Regions from separate parts of the Homo sapiens genome. Here region 2 is linked to region 1. Evidence: chromatin contacts called from ENCODE Hi-C or POLR2A ChIA-PET data. All regions are on one chromosome and are shown on one strand. Each heading gives the region's core, a stretch centred on a gene start or an enhancer-like site at or near the end of the contact. The rest is flanking DNA. Distances are from core to core; before and after follow the strand shown.

The links. Hi-C counts contacts between places; a loop is a spot of excess contacts on that map. ChIA-PET counts read pairs that join two places held with the same protein, here RNA polymerase II (POLR2A).
Region 2: a map with no recorded cell type shows a loop between it and region 1 (2.6-fold over the local background). The contact joins the promoter of OR8U1 here to the promoter of OR8I2 in region 1. A Hi-C loop is called at or near these places in 1 of 37 single-sample maps with no recorded cell type. POLR2A ChIA-PET finds 5 or more read pairs at or near these places in 1 of 52 experiments (activated T-cell).

Annotation. Positions count from the first base shown.
Region 1 is chr11:56,089,676-56,095,375 of GRCh38, forward strand. It overlaps OR8I2 (olfactory receptor family 8 subfamily I member 2), which reads left to right and starts at 3,633. Exons shown (of 1, transcript NM_001003750.1): 1 at 3,633-4,565. The coding sequence starts at 3,633. The coding sequence ends at 4,565.
Region 2 is chr11:56,372,346-56,378,045 of GRCh38, forward strand. It overlaps OR8U1 (olfactory receptor family 8 subfamily U member 1), which reads left to right and starts at 3,279. Exons shown (of 1, transcript NM_001005204.1): 1 at 3,279-4,208. The coding sequence starts at 3,279. The coding sequence ends at 4,208.

The DNA.
Region 1 (5,700 bases), core at 2,383-4,882:
TCAAGTAGTTATTAAATGTCTATTTATCTTGTAATATGGTCAACAATAGTCCCTATATCAACTGTGTATTTGTGACCACTATACATATTAGTTCACCAAATATCAGAACATTAAATAGCTGAGACAAAATTTGAATCTTGAAAGAGGCAATTAACACTAGGTAGTGTGAAAGGAGAAATATTATTTTCATGTTTCACACAAAGCATAATGCCTGTCATCCAACGGCTGCTTAATCAATTTGTGTTGAACAAATAAGTAAGAGGGTAGATGAAACATTGACATTGCAGGTGTACAACCCAATTCTTTCAAAGTTTTATTTTCTCAAGTTGCGCACTTAGTGGGGGAAGAAATTACTGTAGTCTCTCCTTATCCTCAAAGAACCTACGACCCCCAGTGGATACCTGAAATTGCAGATAGTATCCAACTCGATATATACTGTTTTTTTTTCCTGTACATACATACTTGAGATATAGATTAATTTTAAATTAGACACAGTAAAAGATTAATAACAATAACTACTTATAAAATGGAATCATTATAACAATACTCAGAAAAGCACATTTAAACCTATGAATTGTCTATTCCTGAAGGTTTCCTTTTAATATTTTCAGACTGATTGACCAATGGTAACTGAAACAACAGAAAGTAAAACCACAGATAATGGGAGCCTACTGTATACCATTTATTTTGTCCTAATATCTGATAATATTGAGCATCAGTAAGTGATATGGCACGTCTATAATAGATTCCCTTTTTTAAAATCTCTAATATTAGAGATGGTTTCTATCACTACAAAAATATACATTTTTTTTCCTGTAAGGAATCTGTTGTGTTTCATTATGTAACACTAGGGAGAGATTTGTTAAAAGATACAAAATTTCAGCTAAATAAGAAGAATGTGTTCTATTGTTCTGTACTACTGTACAATGACTATAGTTAACAATAATGTATTATGTAGTTTCAAATAGCAAGAAGGAGGATATTGAATATTCCCAACAAAAAGAAATGATAAATGTTTGAGATGATAGATATATATGATCTGATCACTGTATATTATGTATTTTAAAACATCACTATGTACTCCCAAGAATATATACAGCTATTATTTGTCAATTAAAAAATAAGCCCTTTTAAAATATAAGTGATATAAGAGACTGTAACAATCACAGTAGAAGAAGAATTTCATTAGACAAGTCTGTGAGATCCTTCCAAGCTAGTATTTGTCAAAGTATAAGCCATGTAATGTGGGGCATTTTGAAAAATTTAATTTTATGGGTCAACATCAGACCTAATAAACCAGAATCTATACAGTAGTGTAGGCTAGGAAGCTGCTTTGAAACCAACAAACACAAGAGATAATGTGAATACAATTGTGGGAAATATTGTATTTACTCATAAATTGAGCATTAAATGGAGAACATGACTTTGATTTGTACCGCAGGTTTCTTGTTCATTTTCCTAGATGGCATACTTATTATCAGACAATGATACTACGTATATACCTTTAAGCACAATTAAAAATAATTGAATGCCTGAGTTAAAAGTAGACACATCCATGTTTGTTGACATAGATGGTAATATAATTTCAACACATGTTAACAGCATTAAATCAGTGAGTAGGAAAGCTTACTTCCATTTCATGGGAGGGTTATCTGGGAAACAGACAAATGCTATCTGAGATTCCCTAATATCATATGTCTCCTTTAGTTTCATAATAATTTAGTGTTTCATACATGTTTCACGTCTATATATCTACCAATAACATTAAAATAACATGATTTTTAAAACGAAATCAATTGATTTTTTCAATGTGTCTGCTGCCGTTTAACTGAAAAACACAAAAATGAGGAATATATATTTCCTAATGCTTCCATTAGAGATATACCCTAGGCAAATTAAGAATAGACCCTGGAGTATGATTAAAATATGAATCTCAAGAGATCAAAGATGCTAATTGAACAACATTTTTATTAGGTGAGTTTGAGGAAAAGTTGCAGGTATAAGAATACTGCTTAACACATGAGCTTTCAAAAGAAAATCTTTTGTCATGGGATTGCTTTAGAAATACACTAAGACAAAAACAATTCTAAATAGGAATCCAGACTTGAGCAAAAAATATAAATTTTTAATTCTCAAGAATGTGCACAAAAAACAAGTTAACAAGAAGTTAATTTGGCTCTTATTTCTAGCCTATCAATGAAAGGTAATATATACAGTACCTAATACTATCATCAAAACCATCAACATTTTTTCATCAACATCATAACATTTAGGGTCCATTATACAGGAAATAGAGCTCTATACTAAATAACAACTTTTGTTATTTGATATTTAGCATTGTAGATGAGGCAAAAATAATGAACTTGAAAATAAGTGAAAGATTGCTGAAACATAGGATGTTTCCTCTGGGTGACTGAATCCCAGGTACATCTAATTTTCTCATCTGCTTTTTCCTAAAATTTGTGTGTCTGTCTGTCTGTGAGTATAGTTTGCATGTTTCTCACATTGGGAAACTTGTTATTTTTTTAATGTCTGCATCTTACATTAGGCTTTAAGAAAAATGCCCTTCATGACAGGCAAGACAAAATGCCTTCATTGAATAAATGCTTGTCAAGTAAATGAATGGATAAATAGGAACACTGTGACCATGGAACACATTAAATGATTAAGTACATGTGATATATAATAAGAATAATATGTTATATTATTATTATTGATAATAATTATTATCAAGTCCCATTTGGTTACTCAAGGAGAGTGCTAAATGTCTAAACAAAGGTGATTATTTAACTTTGCTTGGCGGGCTAGTTTCAAATGCATTTATTCGTCATATATTTATGTTAAGTTAATTAGGCAATAAAGTTCTTTAGTTTCTAGCATGCCCACCTTATAATTTAATTCTTATTTTTAAATGTAACAAATCAGGTTTGTTTTACTGTTTTTAACATTTATTTATATCATTGTCTTAAAAACTGCTGTTCAGCAATGAATTGGCTAGCACCTGATGTCATAGATTAATATATGCAATATATCTAGAAACAATCATGTTGTTTGAACAAACATACATGAAAGAATTTAAACTATGTTATAGATGAAGGCCCTCATTTGGTCTTATCTCACTGAATTTTTTATTAGATAAACTGCTCTATTCATTAGATACAATTCATTTTGTTAGATAACTTGCTATATTTATTAGATACAGATTGATTTCATTAGATAAGTTGCTATATTCATTAGATACAATTAATTTCATTTGATAATTTGCTATATTTGTTAGATACAATTGATTTCATTAGATAAATTGCCAGACCCAATGACAGACAGGGGTAGAGAATGGTACATCTTAGGAGGAATTTCTACACATCTTTCCAGACATGTATTTTTTAGTCTACACAATCGTGAATTTGAGTTTTTTTCTGTATTAATGTCTGTAAGTTTTCAGTTTTATAAAAAATAAAAATTATCCGTAAATCTCTAGCTAACTTCAGGTCATTAAATTTTACTTTCCATTTGTAAAACTTTCATGATTGGAGTCTAAGTCAAATTTGATTATAGGGCCTTTAGATTTGAATCCTTCTCTAACTTTCCTTATTGTTATTCAGCAGGTAAGTCAAAGGCCTGAGTTGATGTAAATGGCTGGCAACAATTTCACTGAGGTTACCGTCTTCATCCTCTCTGGATTTGCAAATCACCCTGAATTACAAGTCAGTCTTTTCTTGATGTTTCTCTTCATTTATCTATTCACTGTTTTGGGAAACCTGGGACTGATCACGTTAATCAGAATGGATTCTCAGCTTCACACCCCTATGTACTTTTTCCTGAGCAATTTAGCATTTATTGACATATTTTACTCCTCTACTGTAACACCTAAGGCATTGGTGAATTTCCAATCCAATCGGAGATCCATCTCCTTTGTTGGCTGCTTTGTTCAAATGTACTTTTTTGTTGGATTGGTGTGTTGTGAGTGTTTCCTTCTGGGATCAATGGCCTACAATCGCTACATAGCAATCTGCAATCCCTTACTGTATTCAGTAGTCATGTCCCAAAAAGTGTCCAACTGGCTGGGAGTAATGCCATATGTGATAGGCTTCACAAGCTCGCTGATATCTGTCTGGGTGATAAGCAGTTTGGCGTTCTGTGATTCCAGCATCAATCATTTTTTTTGTGACACCACAGCTCTTTTAGCACTCTCCTGTGTAGATACATTCGGCACAGAAATGGTGAGCTTTGTCTTAGCTGGATTCACTCTTCTTAGCTCTCTCCTTATCATCACAGTCACTTATATCATCATCATCTCAGCCATCCTGAGGATCCAGTCAGCAGCAGGCAGGCAGAAGGCCTTCTCCACCTGCGCATCCCACCTCATGGCTGTAACTATCTTTTATGGGTCTCTGATTTTCACCTATTTGCAACCTGATAACACATCATCGCTGACCCAGGCGCAGGTGGCATCTGTATTCTATACGATTGTCATTCCCATGCTGAATCCACTCATCTACAGTCTGAGGAACAAAGATGTGAAAAATGCTCTTCTGAGAGTCATACATAGAAAACTTTTTCCATGACAAATTTATGTATGTTACAATTAAAACAAAGGTGGATGGCTTCAGGAATTCAGTTATGCCAACAACTAGGAAAATAGTAGAGTAACCTCAAAAAGCATAACACAAACTAAATGAGAACTTAGAGTCTTGAAGTTTGTGAATTGAATTATTATTTCATTTGTTTATATGGACCACTAACTCACTGTATTTGGAGGTCAATTCGGCATATAAATTATTCAGACATAGACATGTACAAGGAAATAAGAGGCACCTGAACATGCATATATAAGCATGCCATCACACTGAAACATGTTTAAAATTATTACATTAAGAACATGCAATTTTTGTCATTCTGTGCCCAGCTTATATCACATAACTGGATTGTTTGTATTAGATTGTTGCAAAAGTAATTGTAGTTTTTTGTCATTAAAAAAGAAAACAGCAAAAACATCAATTACTTTGCACCAACATAATAACTCGATGGATAAATGCTTGATAACAAGGATAACCCATTCTCCATTATGTGCTTATTTCACATTGCATGTCTGTTTCAAAATATCTCACGTACTCAATAAATATAGACATCTACTATGTACCCACAAAAATTAAAAATAAAAAAACCTTAAAAAGTAAAAAAAAATATTAAATTGGCAATATAAACTTACACTGTTTTCTCAGCTACTAGTAAATTGAGAATAAGAAATTGGAAGATTAAGAGATAAGAACAGTTAAATTTTACAAAAAATATAAAATGCTGATCACCCGAAAGCAAAGAGTCTGGAACTAAAGAAACAAACAAAAATAAAAAAGCAATATTAGCCACAGGGAAAAATAAACGATTGAAGTAATTTCAGTGCAAACACTAATGGAACAACAGACACCAGGCAGTATGGAGAAATCTCTTGATAATATGGAGTCATTTGCCCCTAACGGTTAAGTTCTTGATCATGTATGTATGAACACAATTTTTTTTACATAGAAAAGTGATCAGTTTATGGCATTTTTTTCTAATAAAAACAGCAGAGTTTAATTTCTCATAGAATGTCTCACTAGCTGAGGCATAATCCCTAGATCATTTTGGATTTATACAGATTCTTGCATCACCAAATCAAACAAAAAGACATTGTTAAATCTACAGTATTAAAGGAAGAAAATG
Region 2 (5,700 bases), core at 2,029-4,528, 280 kb after region 1:
TCACACAGTAATTTACAAGACATTTCTTATCCGTTGTCTAGTTTGGAGTGACTAGGACATAAGCACATGCCCAGAGCTTTTGCAAAATGTCTCATGCATAAAATATTAAGGAGTAGGTCCTTGGAAGAATTGGATACACATTTCATAGAAAGCTATTTGTGAGAATTTTCAAAAAAGATAGTTAGCTACCTGCCTTTCAAAGCCAATATTGAAGATTGACACTAAATCTACAACAGCAAATATATTTTGTAAAACATAAAAATATAGTAATGTTTTTAAAGTTAGAGGACCCTTAATAATGTCATACTAAAAACAGCTTCACATCTGCAGTTATTTAAAAACAGATCAGGTCAATAAATCTTTAGCCTGCCTTGCAATTCCAATGAAGTACAGACTGTAATTTTTATGATACTCTTACTTGCTTCATACTCTGGAACAAGATCCTTTGGGAAAGAGACACTAACAAAAACCACATAGTCATTGCTATCCACACCTATTATGAGGAGAAATACAAGTATCCTCTTCCCAGGTAGAATAGAGCATATTTCAAGATGGTGGGCTTTGACTCATTTATAGCTAATACATTTGCTATATTAACTCGAGATAAGTATTTTTAAAATTAAAGAGTGCCGTACAATAATTAGAGAAAAATCATTACGAGTACATTTTATAAAATAAAGTGTTTTCTCTGGTTTTATTTTAATTTTATATGTGGGTATGCATTGTGATTTTAAAATATTTCTTATTAGATTGAAGTAACTAAAAATTCCTGTTTAGAATTTTTAAAAATGTTTGGAAATAAACAGTTCCGTTATTGACCAAATTATACATTCTATGCCCAAACTCTGCTTTCCCCTCTTGCAGTAGCTAGAAATTTTACCCAGGATTAGTGGGGCATTCGTTAGACATTACTAATATGTCTCTAGAGATATTTTCCAAAGAAAATAATATAACCTAGGGGCAAGGGGAAGAAATATTCAAATGTCATTCCAAAATTAATCTTTAATTCCCCATCATCTAACATCTAGAAGAGACTACATTAGGAAATGAATAAAAACAGCGTGATTTTCAACCACAAAGGGTCTAAAGTCTATCAGGGGAAGATATATGGAAACAGATGGTTGTAATAAGAGATGAAATATAGATTAGGTATGTCTAAAATGTTTTTGGAAGACAAATATGAAAGCTGTTAACATGGGAAGGAAAAATTAAGTAGCTCTTCATAGAAGTGTGATATTTCAGCAGAGCTTGAAAGATAAGTAGGAGTTTCCATTTTCACTGTCTATTTTTCTGTAAAGAAAGAAACTAGGAATGGCAAGATTAAAAATAGAGAAGTATGGAAAGGCATTTTGTTATTGACAAATTGAGACCAATCATTAATTGAAACAATGGATGCTCCTGCTGACTGGAGAGTTGAGTGGAACCGGGATAATAAAAATATTCAGAGATGATACTATAAAAAGTCACATGTCCTTTCAAATATAATGCATGCTCTCCTTTGGATTCAAAGTAAAATAGTTTGTGTGCACACGTTTCAGGGTTTTGTGTTTTACAGGTGGAGAAAAACGAATGATAAGAAAAGAGACCAGAAATATAGGGTAAAGTTGGATAACGCTTGCTTTCTTTCCAGCCTGGACTACTATCTATTCTTTCACTGCTCTATCTTCAGACTCTATGCACGCTCTGAAAATTAATAGTCCCCACTATATATTATTGAATAAAGAACTGAATGAATTGAAATAACCTTCTACAAGAGTAGCAGTTAGACAAAATCCAGGAAAATGTTAAGGATAGAATGTTCAGTCTTGGTTACAGATTACAGTGGGTGGTATAGCTAGGAACTGTTAAAGGTAAGTTGCTTATCTACTCATGTTAGTGAAAATGGTTCAGTGTGTGGGGACTAGTGTGTAGGTTTTGAAACTGTGCTTGTAACTACTAGTAGATCTTAAATCCACTTTTTAGGATCCCAAGAAGCATTGTTTGAATTAAATAGAATGGAACAGATTACGCTAGAAAACGAAAGAATATGTAATACAAGCGGATGTCAGGGAAGCAAAAGTATTATTCTCAATATATCTATTAGTTCCATGCCATCTTATAACAAGTATTTATTTCTATAGTTTGTCATAAAAAAGTTTGAGTCTGAAAGTTAGTCTTCTTGAGAAGGGTTTGGTCTGAGCAGTGCAAAGACCAAAAATTCTCTTTTTACTTACCTCCCTTTTCTCTTTTCTTTTTCCTATTTTAACTCAAAATTGACGTTCAGTTTTTAACATGCAATTAGAGATTTGGAATTTATGGGTTCCTATGTCCTTATCCATCAATTTCCATGTTGCTATAATTAGACATTAATGTTCCATCTGTATTAGGGTTTTAGGATATCTAGTATATACTTACATATTGCATATCTAATATGTATCTTATACATATAATAAATATAATTTATTTAGAATAAAATTAAGGTAAATAAGTATTTTTTGAAAGTTACTACTTACCACATTATGTTGCTCAATAAATATGTTTATTAATACAAAACACAAATAACTGAAATGGATTCTTTGATTAATTGAGCAGAAGTAAATACTCAAGAGCTATTAGTAAACTCTGAAGAACAGTGAAGAAACACAGGCTCTTATTTTATTTATATATTTATTTGCATAGTAATTTTCAAAGCGTGAAATTTATAAGTTTTTAAGGAAAGCTCTATTTTCCATTACTAGATATAATGGTGGGAGAGAGAAGAAAGAGGAGTTGAGAGACATGATATTTGATACTATTTGGGTATTCAATAATTCAATTTTAAAATTATCCAAAATGAATAAGAAAATGATGATACACAACATTAAATAGAGTAGGAAAACAAAAATTAATGCAAAAAATGTAATTAAATCAGTTTTTTAATAAAAGATAAAAAAGCAGACATAAACTGAATGTAAAGAAACATAAACTTCCAAATCTCTTAGAAAGCAAATATCAATTTTACTCTAATTTACAGGATAAGATTATGTGAGGATTCATTCCCTACATTCATGTAAGTTCATGCTTTAGATATAAAGATGTTTATACGGTGTTATATTCTTTTTGCTCTCCATCACATTTCCAGAATTCCAGTATGCTAACAATCATTATATTAGTTAAATAAATTAATAAATAAATCTAATTAATTAAACTCTTTACAATACAATAAATATAAAAACACCACATATAGGATTTACAGTATTAAAATATGACTTAGACTTAACTCTTTTCTCTACTTCCACATTTAGATGGCCAGAAAAGATATGGCTCACATCAATTGCACCCAGGCGACAGAGTTTATTCTTGTGGGCCTCACAGACCATCAGGAGTTGAAGATGCCCCTCTTTGTGCTATTCTTATCCATCTACCTCTTCACAGTGGTAGGCAACTTGGGTTTGATCCTACTCATTAGAGCGGATACAAGTCTCAACACACCAATGTACTTCTTTCTTAGCAACCTAGCTTTTGTGGATTTCTGTTACTCTTCTGTCATTACACCCAAAATGCTTGGGAATTTCTTGTACAAACAAAATGTTATATCCTTTGATGCATGTGCTACTCAACTGGGCTGCTTTCTCACCTTCATGATATCAGAATCCTTGCTACTGGCTTCCATGGCCTATGACCGATATGTGGCCATTTGTAACCCTCTATTGTATATGGTTGTAATGACTCCAGGAATCTGCATTCAACTTGTAGCAGTTCCTTATAGCTATAGCTTCCTAATGGCACTATTTCACACCATCCTCACCTTCCGCCTCTCCTATTGCCACTCCAACATTGTCAACCATTTCTATTGTGATGACATGCCTCTCCTCAGGCTAACTTGCTCAGACACTCGCTTCAAACAGCTCTGGATCTTTGCCTGTGCTGGTATCATGTTCATTTCCTCCCTTCTGATTGTCTTTGTCTCCTACATGTTCATCATTTCTGCCATCCTGAGGATGCATTCAGCTGAGGGAAGACAGAAGGCTTTCTCGACGTGTGGCTCTCACATGCTGGCAGTCACCATATTCTATGGGACCCTCATTTTTATGTACTTACAGCCTAGCTCTAGCCATGCCCTGGACACAGACAAGATGGCCTCTGTCTTCTACACAGTGATCATTCCCATGTTGAATCCCTTAATCTATAGCCTCCAGAATAAGGAGGTGAAAGAAGCTCTGAAGAAAATCATTATCAATAAAAACTAGAGTTTTGTGTTTATAAAATTAAGAAAGTAACTTGAGTAAGGAAAAATGGACTTCTTTCATGGTATGATTTTTTTCCCAGTATAAGTTATCAGGATCCTTGTTTCTCAATATGTGATGTATACATATATTTTCGCTGTGTAATACAATTTTCTAGAGAATTTCTCTTAGAACGTTAGGTATAAAAGTAACTATAAGAATTTACAACACTTCTCTTATTTTTCAAGTGGAAAATATATTAAAATTATTAATTTTCTTGCATAATATTTTATACCAATTTTCCTATTTCTCAAATGAAGAATGCATAAAAAGTCATCATCAAGATATATAATTAGTTATGTGCAGAGCACAGACAAAAGTTAACTCCTCTCCCCGTCCATCCCCAGTTCAGGATTCTGAAGCTGTATTTACAATATCCCACGTGAAAAATAAAGACACATAGTCTAAACATTTTCTTTCTCAATTCCTAATTTTTTGAAAAAATACATGACAATATAAAAATGTCCTATATTTATGCATTTAACATATTGTCTTTATTAATACAAAGAGTACTGCTTTCTAACCTCACCTATGTTACTGACTGAATGTACCTTCTACTTCCTGGAAGTCTTGTTCTGTCTCTGAAGACTAACTCTCTAAGAGAACTGCTTTTCTTATGCCTACAAGATCTCATTATACTTTTTCCCAAAATGTAAATAATGTAACTCAGGGATAGAATTCTGGAGGGAGGAGGGGAGGGCATTATAATTCAAACAAATATATTCACAGTCATTGAAACATCATAAATCATTTTTCCAGTAACAAGGATTATATACAGTTGTGCACAGCAAAGCTCAGGTAAGCTGGTCATTATTTATTAAGGTATAGCTTATAACTCAATGAACCCAGTAGGCAATGTAGCCGAGTGAATAAGCACATGCCTTATAGTCAAAGTATGTGGTTAGATCCCAAACATGTCATTGTGCTCTAGGTATGCTCTTATGAGTTTACTCATCAGATAAATGAGAATAATGTTACTCAGTTTAGAGACTTTTATAGGACTAAGCAATATGGAAAGGGGTAATAATTCATGGTAGGCACTTGAGTATCATTTCCCTTCCTTCTATGAACCTGCAGACTTGAGTGCTAGTCTACTAATTATAAGTCACATAAACGTGAGGGAGCAATTTATAAATGAAGATTATTGTACACCACAGCTGATAAATTGATAATAGAGAGAGAGAGAAAGAGAGAGAGAGAGAGAGAGTAATCATTTTAAAGTATCTTTTTAACTTTTATTTTAAGTTCAGGGATACAAGTGCAGGTTTGTTACATATGTAAAGTTGTGTCAGGGGGTTTGTTGTACAGATCTTTTCATCACCCAGGTATTCAGCCTGGAACCCATTAGTTATTTTTCCTGATTGGCTCCCTCCTCCCAGCCTCCAGCCTCTGAAAGGTCCCAGTGTGTGTTGTTCCCCTCTATGTGCTCATGTGTTTTCATCATTTAGCCTAAGAA